Regions from separate parts of the Homo sapiens genome. Here region 1 is linked to region 2. A link is a contact called in ENCODE POLR2A ChIA-PET data. All regions are on one chromosome and are shown on one strand. Each heading gives the region's core, a stretch centred on a gene start or an enhancer-like site at or near the end of the contact. The rest is flanking DNA. Distances are from core to core; before and after follow the strand shown.

Region 1 (6,239 bases), core at 2,306-4,805, 660 kb before region 2:
ATCGCGCCACTGCACTCCAGCCTGGGCAACAGAGGGAGACTCCATCTCAAAAAAAAAAATTTTTTTTTAAATAAATAAAATAAAGTTATAATAGTTATTGCCAAATTTGTCTCTAAAAGATACTCATTTACTCTCTCCCCACAACGGTGTACAGAAATACTCATTCTCCTACTTATCACTAACACTGCAAATTATCCTTTTTTTTTTTTTTTTGTTCTTTTCCAGTCTGGTGGGTGAAAAGGGTTAACTCTTTAGGTTCTAATTTTCATTTTCCTGACCACCAGTGATTCCAAACATCTTTCACTTTGTTTATTCACTGTGTGTATTTTCTCCTCTGTGAGGTGCTTGTTTATAATCTTTTCTCAGTTTTCTTTTAGACTGTTTGTCTTTCTATTGATTCATAGGCGCTTGTAATATATTATAGACTTTTAAAAACACAATGCCTTTCTATTTTTTTTTTGAGACGGGGTCTTGCTCTATTGCCCAGGCTGGAGTGCAGTGGCATGCTCACTGCAAGCTCCACCTCCCGGGTTCACACCATTCTCCTGCCTCAGCCTCCCGAGTAGCTGGGACTACAGGCACTCACCATCACGCCCGCCTAATTTTTTGTATTTTTAGTAGAGACAGAGTTTCACCAGGTTAGCCAGGATGGTCTCGATCTCCTGACCTCGTGATCTGCCCGCCTCAGCCTCCCAAAGTGCTGGGATTACAGGTGTGAGCCACCGTGCCTGGCATGCCTTTTTTTTTTTTTTTTTTTTAAAAAGACAGAGTCTTGCTCTCTAGCCCAGGCTGGAGTACAGTGGCGCGATCTCTGCCTCCTGAGTTCAAGTGATTCTCCTGCTTCAACCTCCTGAGTAGCTGGGACTACAGGTGCCCGCCACCACACTTGGCTAATTTTTTTGTATTTTCAGTAGAGATGGGGTTTCTCCATGTGGGCCAGGCTGGTCTCGAACTCCTGACCTCAAGTGATCCACCCGCCTCGGCTTCCCAAAGTGCTGGGATTACAGGTGTGAGCTACCGCGCCCGGCCCTAAAACACATTGCCTTTTTATATATCTCAAATATTTTCCCCAGCCTATCACTTGTCTTTAACTTTCATTAGGATGCATTCGGAAATACAGAAATCTCCGAGGTAGGGGGATTGCTTGAGCCCAGGAATTCAAGACCAGCCTGGGCAACACAGCAAGATCCTGTCTCTACAAAAAATTTTAAAAATAAGCCGGGAGTGGTGGTGCAGGCCTGTAGTCCACACGTGTGTGTGTATATATGTACACAGAAATAGTTTTATTTACTTATCTAACATAAAATAGGACCATCACGTCTGTATTCTACAAGTTGCTTTGTTTGATTAACTGTATGTCTTAGAGCATTTCTTATGCCAAATATGAAAGTCTAGCTTTTGGGGGGCTGAGACAGGAGGATCGTTTGAGCCCAGGAGTTCAAGGTTGCAGTGAGCTATGCTCACGCCACTGCACTCCAGCCTGGGTGACACAGCAAGATCCTATGTCAAACATACAAACAAACAAACAAAAAACCAAAAACCCCCAAAACCAAAAACCTTTATGTAAGCAAATATGTCAGCCTTTTCTTTATGGTTTCTGCCTTTTGGATCCTGCTTAAGAAGGTCTTCCCTACCAAAAGGTTAGCTATAAACAAACTTTCTAATGTGTCTTAAAGCTTGGTTCTTTAATCCACCAAGACTATGTTTGTTTATGACACAGCGGCAGCTCTTTGGAAACTGCTGTTTCTGTTGGTGCATTTCGAGACCCTTCCCCCACTCCAGCCTTCTGGTCCCTTCCATCTGGAAGTTCTCTGGTCTCCAGCAGGCTTAGTGTCTCTCCCGCTACCCTTCTTTCCTCTTGCTGTGTCACCAGCGTATCATTCACCCACCGCCAGGGCTGAATACCTAGATCTTACCTGAGACACCCTTCTTCCCAGCCGGGCATCCTGAAGGCTCTTTCTCCAGAGGGTCTTTGGGCTTCCTCCTTTCTCCACCCTTCATGTGCCCTCCAACTCCCCTTAGTCCAGGCCTCATCATTTTTTTGTTTGTTTGTTTGTTTTTTGAGATGGAGTTTCACTCTTCTTGCCCAGGCTGGAGTGCAATGGACCAATCTCGGCTCACTGCAACCTCTGCCTCCTGGGTTCAAGCGATTCTCCTGCCTCAGCCTCCCAAGTAGCTGGGATTACAGGCATGCGCCCCCACGGCCGGCTAATTTTGTATTTTTAGTACAGACCATGTTTCACCATGTTGGTCAGGCTGCTCTCGAACTCCTGACCTCAGGTGATCCACCTGCTTTGGCCTCCCAGTGTGCTGGGATTACAGGCCTCATCATTTCCTTCACTGGTCTCGGCTGCTTCTAACGCATCCTCCACTTTTGCAGCCAGAGAGGTCTGAAAACACCCATGCACCGAGCCCTACATTCTCGTCCTGCCAGTTTCCTAATTCAAGGCCGTCTGTGACTCTGGCCCTTAGCACAAGCTCTGCCCTCTTGCCCTGGCTGATGAGCTGGCCCCACACCGCCTCGCTAAACTTCTGAGGTCCCAGGTTAGAGAGCTCTGGGAAGCCCCCTGACGCTCTCTGGCTGTGAAGGGCCCTTGCTCTGGGTACCGCAGCTCCTGCACCCCTCTGAATCGTAGCACCTCGTTCTCAGTGACACTGCGGGCTTCTTGAGGAAAATAATCGAGATTGCGTCTTGGGCACCCACTGACCCCCAGCGCCTGGGGCCGGAGCCCGGAGCAGGCGCTCCACAAACATTTCTTGGGTCCGCGCAGGCATGAAGGAAGCAAAGAACAAAGCTGGGATTCCTGGTAGCTGGCGACACAGACCAGGGTTCTGATCTCCCCGTGGGTTCGGGGAGGGTATGGAGGCCAGAGCGGGTGGGCAAGAGGCCCCTGTGCCCGGCGCTGAGGCTCCCGCGCGTCCCCGCCCGCTCCGCAGGGCAGACGGCGCTGAACATCGCCATCGAGCGGCGGCAGGGGGACATCGCAGCCCTGCTCATCGCCGCCGGCGCCGACGTCAACGCGCACGCCAAGGGGGCCTTCTTCAACCCCAAGTACCAACACGAAGGCTTCTACTTCGGTGGGTGCCGCCCCCGCCCGGTGCGGAGTCTGGGAGGAGGGAGGAGGGAGACGGGAGAGGAAGGGAGGGAAGGGGAAGGAGGGAAGAAGGGAGGAGGGGGGAAGAAAGAGGGAAGGAGGAAGGAAGTGAGGAGGGAGAGGGAGGAAGGGAGGGGGAAACAGGAAGGAGAGAGGAGGGAGAGGGAGGAGGGAGGAAGGAAGCAGGAAGGATGAGGGAGGAAGGAAGGGAGGAGGGAGAGGAAGGAAGGGAGGAGGGAGAAAGGAAGAGGGAAGCAGGAAGGAGGGAGGAAGGGAGGAGGGAGGAGGGAGAGGGAGGAGGAGTAAGGAGGGGGAGGGAGGGAGGAGGGAGGCAGGAGACAGAAGGGAGAAGGAGGAGGGAGAGGGAGGAAGGGAGGAGGAAGGAGGGCGGAGGGAGAGAAAGGAAGGAAGGAGGGAGGAAGGGAGGGGCCACCCCGCTTTGAGCTCCACCCACACTGTCCCTGCCTTAAGAAGCTCTGGTGCCCCAGAGGGGCAGGAGGGGAGGAGGCTGGGCATGTCCATCTGAGCAGGACACCAGGGTGGACCAGAGAAGGAGGGGCTGGGAGGAGGTGTTGGGGGAGGAGTCCATGTTCCGGTGGTGTCACCTGGTGGTCTTAGAAGCATTGTCCTGGGTAGCTCTCTGAGGGAACAGAGACCTGGGAGGGAGGCTGAGGAGGCAGCCCCATTTTACAGGCGAGGAGATGGCTCTGTGAAGGGAAAGGACTTGCCCCAGGGTAGCAGGGCATTGACTTAGGTGTCCTGGCCTCCAGCTCTGACCTCTGTGCCAGGGCCCAGTGCATCTCAGGACTGCAGACAGGGAGTCGAGAGTGAGAGGGCAGAACTCCCCTGCCTCACAAGTCACAGAGTCCAGAAGCAATTGGGGTTAGGATGCTCTAGGAAAAAAAAAAAAAATTGAAATGCATAATTTAGATATAGTGAAAGTCACCCGTGTTAGAGGACAGTTCTGTTCATTTTCACAGTGCGTCGAGTTGGTTCACCACCACTGCAGTCAGAACAGGGAACAAATGGCTCCGTCACACACAAAAATTTCTCTGTGTAACTTTGTTGCAGAGGAGACCCCTCCTGCCACCCAGTCTTGCCTGACTGATGATCACCCATCTGTTTTCTCTTCTGGGTGTTATTTTTTTTATTTTTATTTTTTTAATGGAGTCTCACTCTGTTGCCCAGGCTGCTGGAGTGCAGTGGTGCCATCTGGCTCACTGCAGCCTCTGCCTCCTGGGTTCAAGCGATTCTCATGCTGCAGCCTCCTGAGTAGCTGGGACTATCTTCTGGGTGGTTTTTTAATCAGCAGGACTAGCTAGTCTGTGCTCTGGGCAGCCCTGCGTGTCCAGGTGTGGGTGTCCTGGAAAACGGGGTCTTGTCCAGTTCATCGTGTGTCCCCATTGCCCTGCATAGGAGCTGGTTGGACCTGGTGTTGGGAAGCATTTGTTGGGTGGGGCGAGGAGAGGGGAGGCAGCTGAAGACCTGGTGTCCGGAGCTGGTCGTGTCCCAGGCTTGCTGTGTGACCTCATGTGAGTCACTTGCCTTATTTTTTCTTAACAAGCATTTATTGAGCACTTACTGTCTACATCAGGCACTGTTCTAGGTACTTGAAATGTATCAGTGAACAAAATAGAGATCCTTGCCCTCATGGAACTTACATTCTAGACAGGGAGAGACCATCGGTAATAAGCACTATAAATAAGAATTTTATATACTATGATATGAAATGATAAGTGCTCTTAAAAAATACAAAGTAGACCGAGTGCAGTGACTCACATCTGTAATCCCAGCACTTTGGGAGGCCAAGGCAGGTGGATCACGAGGTCAGGAGTTCAAGACCATCCTGGCCAACATGGGGAAACCCCATCACTACTAAAAATACAAAAATTAGCCGGGCGTGGTGGCGGGCGCCTGTAGTCCCAGCTACTCAGGAGGCTGAGGCAGGAGAATAGCTTGAACCCGGGAGGCAGAGGTTGCAGTGAGGCGAGATCGCACCACTGCACTCCAGCCTGGCGACAGAGTAGGACTCCATCTCAAAAAAAAAAAAAAAAGTAAAGCAGAGGACAAGGAACCAAGAGTTCTGTCTGGGACAAGAGGAGGGTGGATTTTAATTTTAAATAGAGTGGTTAGGGTGGCTCACTGAAAGGTGACATTTGAGCAAGGACTTGAAGGAGGTGAGGGAGAAAGTGACTGGGCTATCTACAGGCAGAGGGGACAGCCGAGCGAAGGCCCCCAGGCGGCGTGTTGGAGGAGGTGGAAAAAGGCCGTTGTAGCAGGAGGGAGTGAGTGATGGAGAGAGGAGGTCAGAGTATGCAGGGCTTTGTGGGCTGTCATTGGAACCTGTGCTTTCATTCTGGGGGAGGCACTAACAGGTTGGTCTGGCTGCTGTGCTGAGCAGAGTATTAAAGGGCCAGGGTGGAGGCAGGGAGGCCAGTTAGGAGGCTACCGCAGTGATCTAGCTTCACTCTTCCCCGTAGAAGCGGAAGATGGGGAGAGGGCTAGGGAACCTGAGGTGCCCATCCTGCTGAGATAGGATATGGGCCCCAGTCCTGGGGCTTGGGGGACGCTGCTTCCGGCCCATGAGAGAACCAAGCTTCAGTGCGCTCATCCCCCAGGTGAGACGCCCCTGGCCCTGGCAGCATGCACCAACCAGCCCGAGATTGTGCAGCTGCTGATGGAGCACGAGCAGACGGACATCACCTCGCGGGACTCACGAGGCAACAACATCCTTCACGCCCTGGTGACCGTGGCCGAGGACTTCAAGACGCAGAATGACTTTGTGAAGCGCATGTACGACATGATCCTACTGCGGAGTGGCAACTGGGAGCTGGAGACCACTCGCAACAACGATGGCCTCACGCCGCTGCAGCTGGCCGCCAAGATGGGCAAGGCGGAGGTGGGGCCATGGGGCGTGGGGAGGCAGGAGGTCGGGAGGTCAGGAGGTACAGCTGCCACCCTCTCAGCCCCGGGGGCCTTACTGGGGATTCACAAACCACAGCCTCAGCCTTGAGAAGGTCCCAGCCTTGGGTCCAGAACTGCAGTGGCGTGGCGGCCGGAGGCAGGTTTGTTCTGAGGGGCCACGCGGAGCTGGTGCGATGCAGCCCACTCTCTAGACTTCAGTCCCTAATACGCCGCGTTTCC
Region 2 (6,241 bases), core at 2,008-4,507:
GGACCTTCCAAAATGTCAACCTGATCATATGAGCCCCCTATCTAAGGCCTTGAAATGGCTTCCTGTCACCCTCACCATGAGAACCAAATTTCAAGCATTCATTCACTAAAACCAAATTTCAGGCATTCATTTAATTCTCTGTCACCCAGGCTGAAGTACAGTGGCGCAATCTCAGTTCACTGCAACCTCCACCTCCCAGGTTCAAGCAATCCTCATGCCTCAGCCTCCTGAATAGCTGGGATTACAGGTGCCCGCCACCATACCCAGTTAATTTTTTGTGTTTTTTTAGTAGAGATGGGGTTTCACCATGTTGGCCAGGCTGGTCTTGAACTCCTGACCTCAGGTGATCCACGCGCTTTGGCCTCCCAAAGTGCTGGGATTACAGGTGTGAGCCACCACACCCGGCCAGGCAGGGAGATTTGTGAGCAGAGCAGAGATGTGATGTGTCCCACAGTTTCACAGGATCACTCTGGCTGCCTTACGGAGGACGGACTGTAAGGGGAAAAACATGGCCGCAGGGAGGCTGGCTGAAAGGTTCCTCAATAATCCAGGTGACAGCTGATGATGGACTGGCCTCAAAAGACCGTGGTGGAGATGGGAGATATGATCCGTCTCTGGATGCATCATGGAGGCAGCAACAGAGCATGCTGACAAGTGGACATGGGGAATAAGAACATAAACCAAGGCTGGGCACAGTGGCTCACGCCTGTAATTCCAGCACTTTGGGAGGCTGAGGCGGGTGCATCACCTGAGGTCAGGAGTTCGAGACCAGCCTGAGCAACATGGAGAAACCCCGTCTCTACTAAAAATACAAAAATTAGCTGGGTGTGGCAGCGCATGCCTGTAGTCCCAGCTACTCGGGAGGCTGAGGCAGGAGAATCGCTTGAACCCGGGAGGTGGAGGTTGCGGTGAGCCAAGATCACGCCACTGCACTCCAGCCTGGCAACAGAGCAAAACTCCGTCTCAAGAAAAAAAAAAAAAAAAAAGAACGTAAACCAAAAATAACATTCTAAGGCCCCCAACCAACTGATGACCCTTCCCCTCAGCCAAGGGCATTCCAAAGTTAGCCAGAAAAACTGGTTCAGGCCATGATGGGAAGGGGTGGTCGGACATGCCTCCTTATGCTCTCCTCGCCTTTGGAATTCAGCCCCAGCTGACCAGCATCAACATCAGCACAGGGACCTAAAGACTCATAGAACAGACTCCAGGTCTATAAGAAACATTTGCTATCTCATCTCTCGGAAACCTGCTACCTGGAGGCGTCACCCGCATGATGAAACCTTGGTCTCCACGGCTGCTTATCTTAACCCTGACATTCCTTTCTATGGATTCCAGGTCTTTAGATAAACTCACTCAATGAACTGCCAATCAGAAAATCTTTGAATCCACCTATGGACCCTCCAAAACCCCCGATTCTGGTTGTCCTAACCTTCCAGACCAAACCAATGGACATCTTACATGGATGGACTGATGTCTCACGTCTCCCTAAAATGTATAAAACCACCTGTAGCCCAACCACCTTGGGCACTTGTTCTCGGGATCTCCTGGGGCTACATTGGTCACTCTTATTTGGCTCAGAATAAATCTCTTCGAATATTTTACAGAGTTGGACTCTTTTCATCTATAAAAACAATGTAGCCAGGCGCGGTGGCTCATGCCTGTAATCCCAGCACTTTGAGAGGCCGAGGCAGGCAGCTCACAAGGTCAGGAGATCAAGACCATCCTGGCTAACACGGTGAAACCCCGTCTCTACTAAAAATACAAAAAATTAGCCGGGCGTGGGGGCGGGTGCCTGTAGTCCCAGCCACTCGGGAGGCTGAGGCAGGAGAATGGCGTGAACCCGGGGGGCGGAGATTGTGGTGAGCCGAGATCGCATCATTGCACTCCAGCCTGGGCGACAGAGCCAGATTCCATCTCAAAAAAAAAAACAAACAAACAAACAAAAAACAATGCAGAGAAGTCAAGCTGGGGAAGGCTACAGGAAGGATGACTTTGGCGGGGCAAGAATGAAGACCTGGAGTTGGGACACGTTCAGCTTGGAAGAACTATCGGATGTCCAAGCGGAGATCACCAAGGGAGACAGAGAAGAGGAAGGGGCCCAGGCACGACAGCAGGTGGAAGGCCAGCAGAGGAGGAGGATGAGACAGACAGGCGGCGAGACGGAGGGAAACCAGGAGGACAAGACATTCACTGTCGTGAGAAAAAAAGGCAATGTTGAATCTGAGAAATGCAATCCTCCTGTCACGGTCAGGCCCAGAGAGGCACTGAAAAGCAACAGCGGTCCCTCTCACCCGCTCCATGAGCTAAGTAATCACTTCTTGAAGCCACTTGCTACATGAGCCCTAAACTAACTGATGCCACATAGCCATACACTGGACGCCATCACTCAGACCCTAGAGCTCAACAACGCACAGCCAATGTTACCCCTGTAACCAGTTAGAATGCCCATCCAACAACTTCATATCACCCCACTCCCTGTCCCCTTTGCCTTTACAAACCTGCTTGTGGCCGGGTGCAGTGGCTCATGCCTGTAATCCCAGCACTTTGGGAGGCCGAGGCAGGCAGACCACCTGAGGTCAGGAGTTCGAGACCAGCCTGGCCAACATGGCAAGATCCCATCTCTACTAAAAACACAAAAATTCACCAGGCGTGGTGGTGCACGCCTGTAATCTCAGCTACTCCGGAGACTGAGGCAGGAGAATTGCTTGAACCCGGGAGGCAGGGGTTGCAGTGAGCCGAGATCGCACCATTGCACTCTAGCCTGGGCGTCAAGAGCAAGGCTACATCTCAAGAAACAAAACAAAACAAAAACTTGCTTTTAACAAATGTCGAAGGGCGCCGTCCCCAAGGTAATTTTGAAGCGTCCCTGGCAGCTGTCCTCAACTTTGGCCCGAGCAAACTCTCTATATTAATTTTCTCTCTGTTTCTTTCTCTAGGTCGACAGTCATGAGCAAAATGGAGACAGCCTTTTGAGAAGCGAGTATGAGGCTGTGTGAGGGATGCCAAACTGAGGGCAGAGGGTGACCACCGGGTCCAGAACCAGAGTGGCTGCTGGGCATTGGTGAGAAGCAGAGGCAGAACTTCAAGAACTTCTGCTATACAGGAGAGCAGAGAGCTCGCAAGCTAAACGTGGGGTTTCAAGGGTTTGGGGCTTTTCCTGGCTGGGTGGCTGCTCCTTTGTTTCCATGGGTGATGTAGCACCTACCGTCTCATTTCCTCCAGAATCCAGCCCCAGGCTGAGGCCTCTGACTGGTTCAGGCTGTTGACCTTGATCGGGTCCTTTCTCCCTCCCCCTTTTCCACCTCTTTCTCCTTTCCTCTCCACGTCATTCTTATGCACATACACTGAATACCTGCTTGAAATGAGGGTGCCAGAAATGCTCTTTGTAGATAGGTCATCTCAGCCCTGACTTTTACAAGCTTCCAATGCCTCCGTCAGCCCGGGGCCTCAGGTGAGGAGGACCTAAAAGCTTAACTCTCCACAGGAAAAGACCCAGACCTTACCCTAGATAAGAGCTATGAATTTTTCTGAAATTCCAACCATTCCTCCCTTGGAGTTTAGAGTGTTTTTAGTCTTCAAGAGTCCCCATTTAAATGCAAATGTCCAGTTGGCAGAGGGGAGAAAGGGGAGGGAGGGTGTACCCATTGTTCCCCAGGCACAGAGCTCAATCTTATGCCTCTTATTTAATCTGCAGAATACAGACTCTTTTATTATCCACACTTTACAAATGAGAAACTGATTCTTTGAGAAATCAGGTAACTTGTCCACAGTCAGAGAGCTAGAAAATGAGAAAGCCAGGCCAGGTGCAGTGGCTCATGCCTGTAATCCCAGCACTTTGGGAGGCTGAGACGGGTGGATCACCTGAGGTCGGGAGTTCAAGACCAGCCTGGCCAACATGGTGAAACCCGCCCCCCCCCACCGCGTCTCTACCAAAAATACAGAATTAGCCAGGCGTGGTGGCGCATGCCTGTAATCCCAGCTACTCGGGAGGCTGAGGCAGGAGAATCACTTGTACCCAGGAGGCGGAGGTTGCAGTGAGCTGAGATCGCGCCACTGCACTCCAGCCTGAGCAACAAGACTGGAACTCCATCTCAAAAATAAATAAATAAATAAATAATAAAGTATACAATTCAGTAGCATTAAGTACATTCACGATGTTATGTAACCACCACCACTAATTCCATAACTTTTTCATCACCCCAAAAGGAAACTGGTCTGTTGAGTTTTGAATGAGGAATACATTAGCAGGGCTCAAACGCCAAAATTATTAGAAGGCCTATTTTGTCTTATCCTTGTCCCAATCTGTCCACTTATTCAGCCTGTGAAATGATCTTTACACACCTTTCTGCAGCTGCTGCTGCTTTTTTTTTTTTTTTTTTTTTTTTTTTTTTTTTTTTTGAGACAGGGTCTCATTCTATTACCCTGGCTGGAGTGCAGTGGCAAAATCTCAGCTCATTGCAACCTCCGCCTCCTGGGCTCAGGCGATCCTCCCACCTCAGCCTCCCAAGTAGCTGGAACCACAGGCATGCCCCGCCCCAACCGGCTAATTTTTTTTTTTTTTTTTTTTGTATTTTTGGTAGAGATAGGGTTTCACCATGTTGCCCAGGCTGGTCTCGAACTCCTGAGCTCAAGCAATCTGCCCACCTCAGCCTCCCAAAGTGCTGGGATTACAGACATGAGCCACTGCACCCAGCCTACTGCAGCTTCTTTATGCAAATACAAGCCAACACAACACAAAGATGAAGTACTATTTTCCGTTTTTTTTTTTTTCAGACAAAGTCTCAGTCTGTCCCCTAGGCTGGAGTGCGGTGGCGCAATCTCAGCTCACTGCAACCTCCGCCCCTCGGGTTCAAGCGATTCTCATGCCTCAGCCTCCCAAGCAGCTGGGATTACAGACACCCACCACCGCACCCAGCTAATTTTTGTATTTTTACTAGAGTCCCACTTTTGGGAGGCTGAGGTTGGAGGATCGCTTGAGCCCAAGAGTTTGAGACCAGGCCTGGGCAACAAAGTGGGATCCAGTCTCTACAAAAACTTTGCCAGGCATGGTAGTGTGCACCTGTGAGGAGGCTGAGGCAGGAGGATCCCTTGAGCCCAGGAGGTCAAAGCTGCAGTGTTCACACCACTGCACTCTAGCCTGGGTGACAGAACAAAACTTTGTCTTTGTAAAAAAAAAAATCTAGGGAGAACTTTCCATCAAGTGTGAAAGTTGTCAGTATCAAAAACGGAGTGGCTTACATCAAACCCTAACAAAAGGAAGCCATGAAGAAAAGGCCCTCGCGCATGACTGCGGGTAACAGAAACTGCCGGGAAGGGCTGTCCCTGCTGGAACTTTCCAGTTAAGCCACTTCTGTGAAGACCCTCTCCTAGCAGCAGCCAATACCACCAAGAACAAAAGCCCCCTCCTGAGATAAGCCTCTGTAACCAACGGTCTTTGTTTCAAAGCAGCTTATATGACCTTCTTTTTCCTCTAAAAGCTTCCCCTTGTCCCACTCCCCTCGGATGTGCCTATGGTCCATCAGAGCATGGACACCTCAGATTGCAACCCCTTGCTATTCCCAAAGAAACTCTTTGTTTTGGAGAACTCGTCTTTCTGTCACTCATTTTAGGCTGATGCAGTTACACAGACAGCTTCACCTTTTTTTTTTTTTTTTTTTTTGAGACAGAGGCTCATTCTGTCATCCAAGCTGGAGTGCAATGGTGCAATCTCAGCTTACTGCAACCTCCACCTTCTGGGTTCAAGCGATTCTCCTGCCTCAGCCTCCCGAGTAGCTGGGATTACAGGCGTGCATCACCACACCCAGCTAATTTTTGTATTTTTAGTAGAGACCATGTTGGCTAGTCTGGTCTCGAATTCCTGGCCTCAGGTGATTCACCCACCTCAGCCTCCAAAAGCGCTGAGATTCCAGGCGTGAGCCACCACGCCTGGCCTCATCATTCTATTTTAAGTAGTTAGTCCATGGTATGAATGTGAAATAATTTAGGCAGCCAGTTCACTATGAATAGGGATTTGGTTGTTTCCAGTGTTTTGCTATTTCAAATAATATTGCCGTGAATGACCTCATTCTACGTCATTCCACGTGTGTGGAAAGATGCACATCTGACAGATCCCCAGAGGTGGCTCACTGGGTCAAGGAGGATAGCATGGATAATGGAGACAGCTACTGCCAAACTGTACTGCCCATGGGATGGTACCAATTGAACCCCAATGAAATCAGCATGAAGGTGAGGGTCCACGTGC

What was found. ChIA-PET counts read pairs that join two places held with the same protein, here RNA polymerase II (POLR2A).
Region 1: POLR2A ChIA-PET joins it to region 2 with 10 read pairs in H1. The contact joins two enhancer-like sites. POLR2A ChIA-PET finds 5 or more read pairs at or near these places in 3 of 52 experiments (AG04450, H1 and WTC11).

Annotation. Positions count from the first base shown.
Region 1 is chr17:3,532,412-3,538,650 of GRCh38, reverse strand. It overlaps TRPV3 (transient receptor potential cation channel subfamily V member 3), which reads left to right. Exons shown (of 18, transcript NM_145068.4): 7 at 2,938-3,078; 8 at 5,714-5,994. Among named protein-coding and RNA genes, the nearest start is that of TRPV3, 22 kb to the left of the region's middle. RefSeq lists a silencer at 2,853-2,902. Within about 2 kb of position 3,555, at least 20 of the 41 ENCODE cell types and tissues checked have a DNase peak (open chromatin) inside an H3K27ac peak, as active enhancers do.
Region 2 is chr17:2,871,632-2,877,872 of GRCh38, reverse strand. The region is part of intron 2 of RAP1GAP2 (RAP1 GTPase activating protein 2); the gene reads right to left. Among named protein-coding and RNA genes, the nearest start is that of RAP1GAP2, 78 kb to the right of the region's middle. RefSeq lists enhancers at 1,272-2,026, 3,539-4,294, 5,050-5,805. Within about 2 kb of position 3,257, at least 2 of the 41 ENCODE cell types and tissues checked have a DNase peak (open chromatin) inside an H3K27ac peak, as active enhancers do.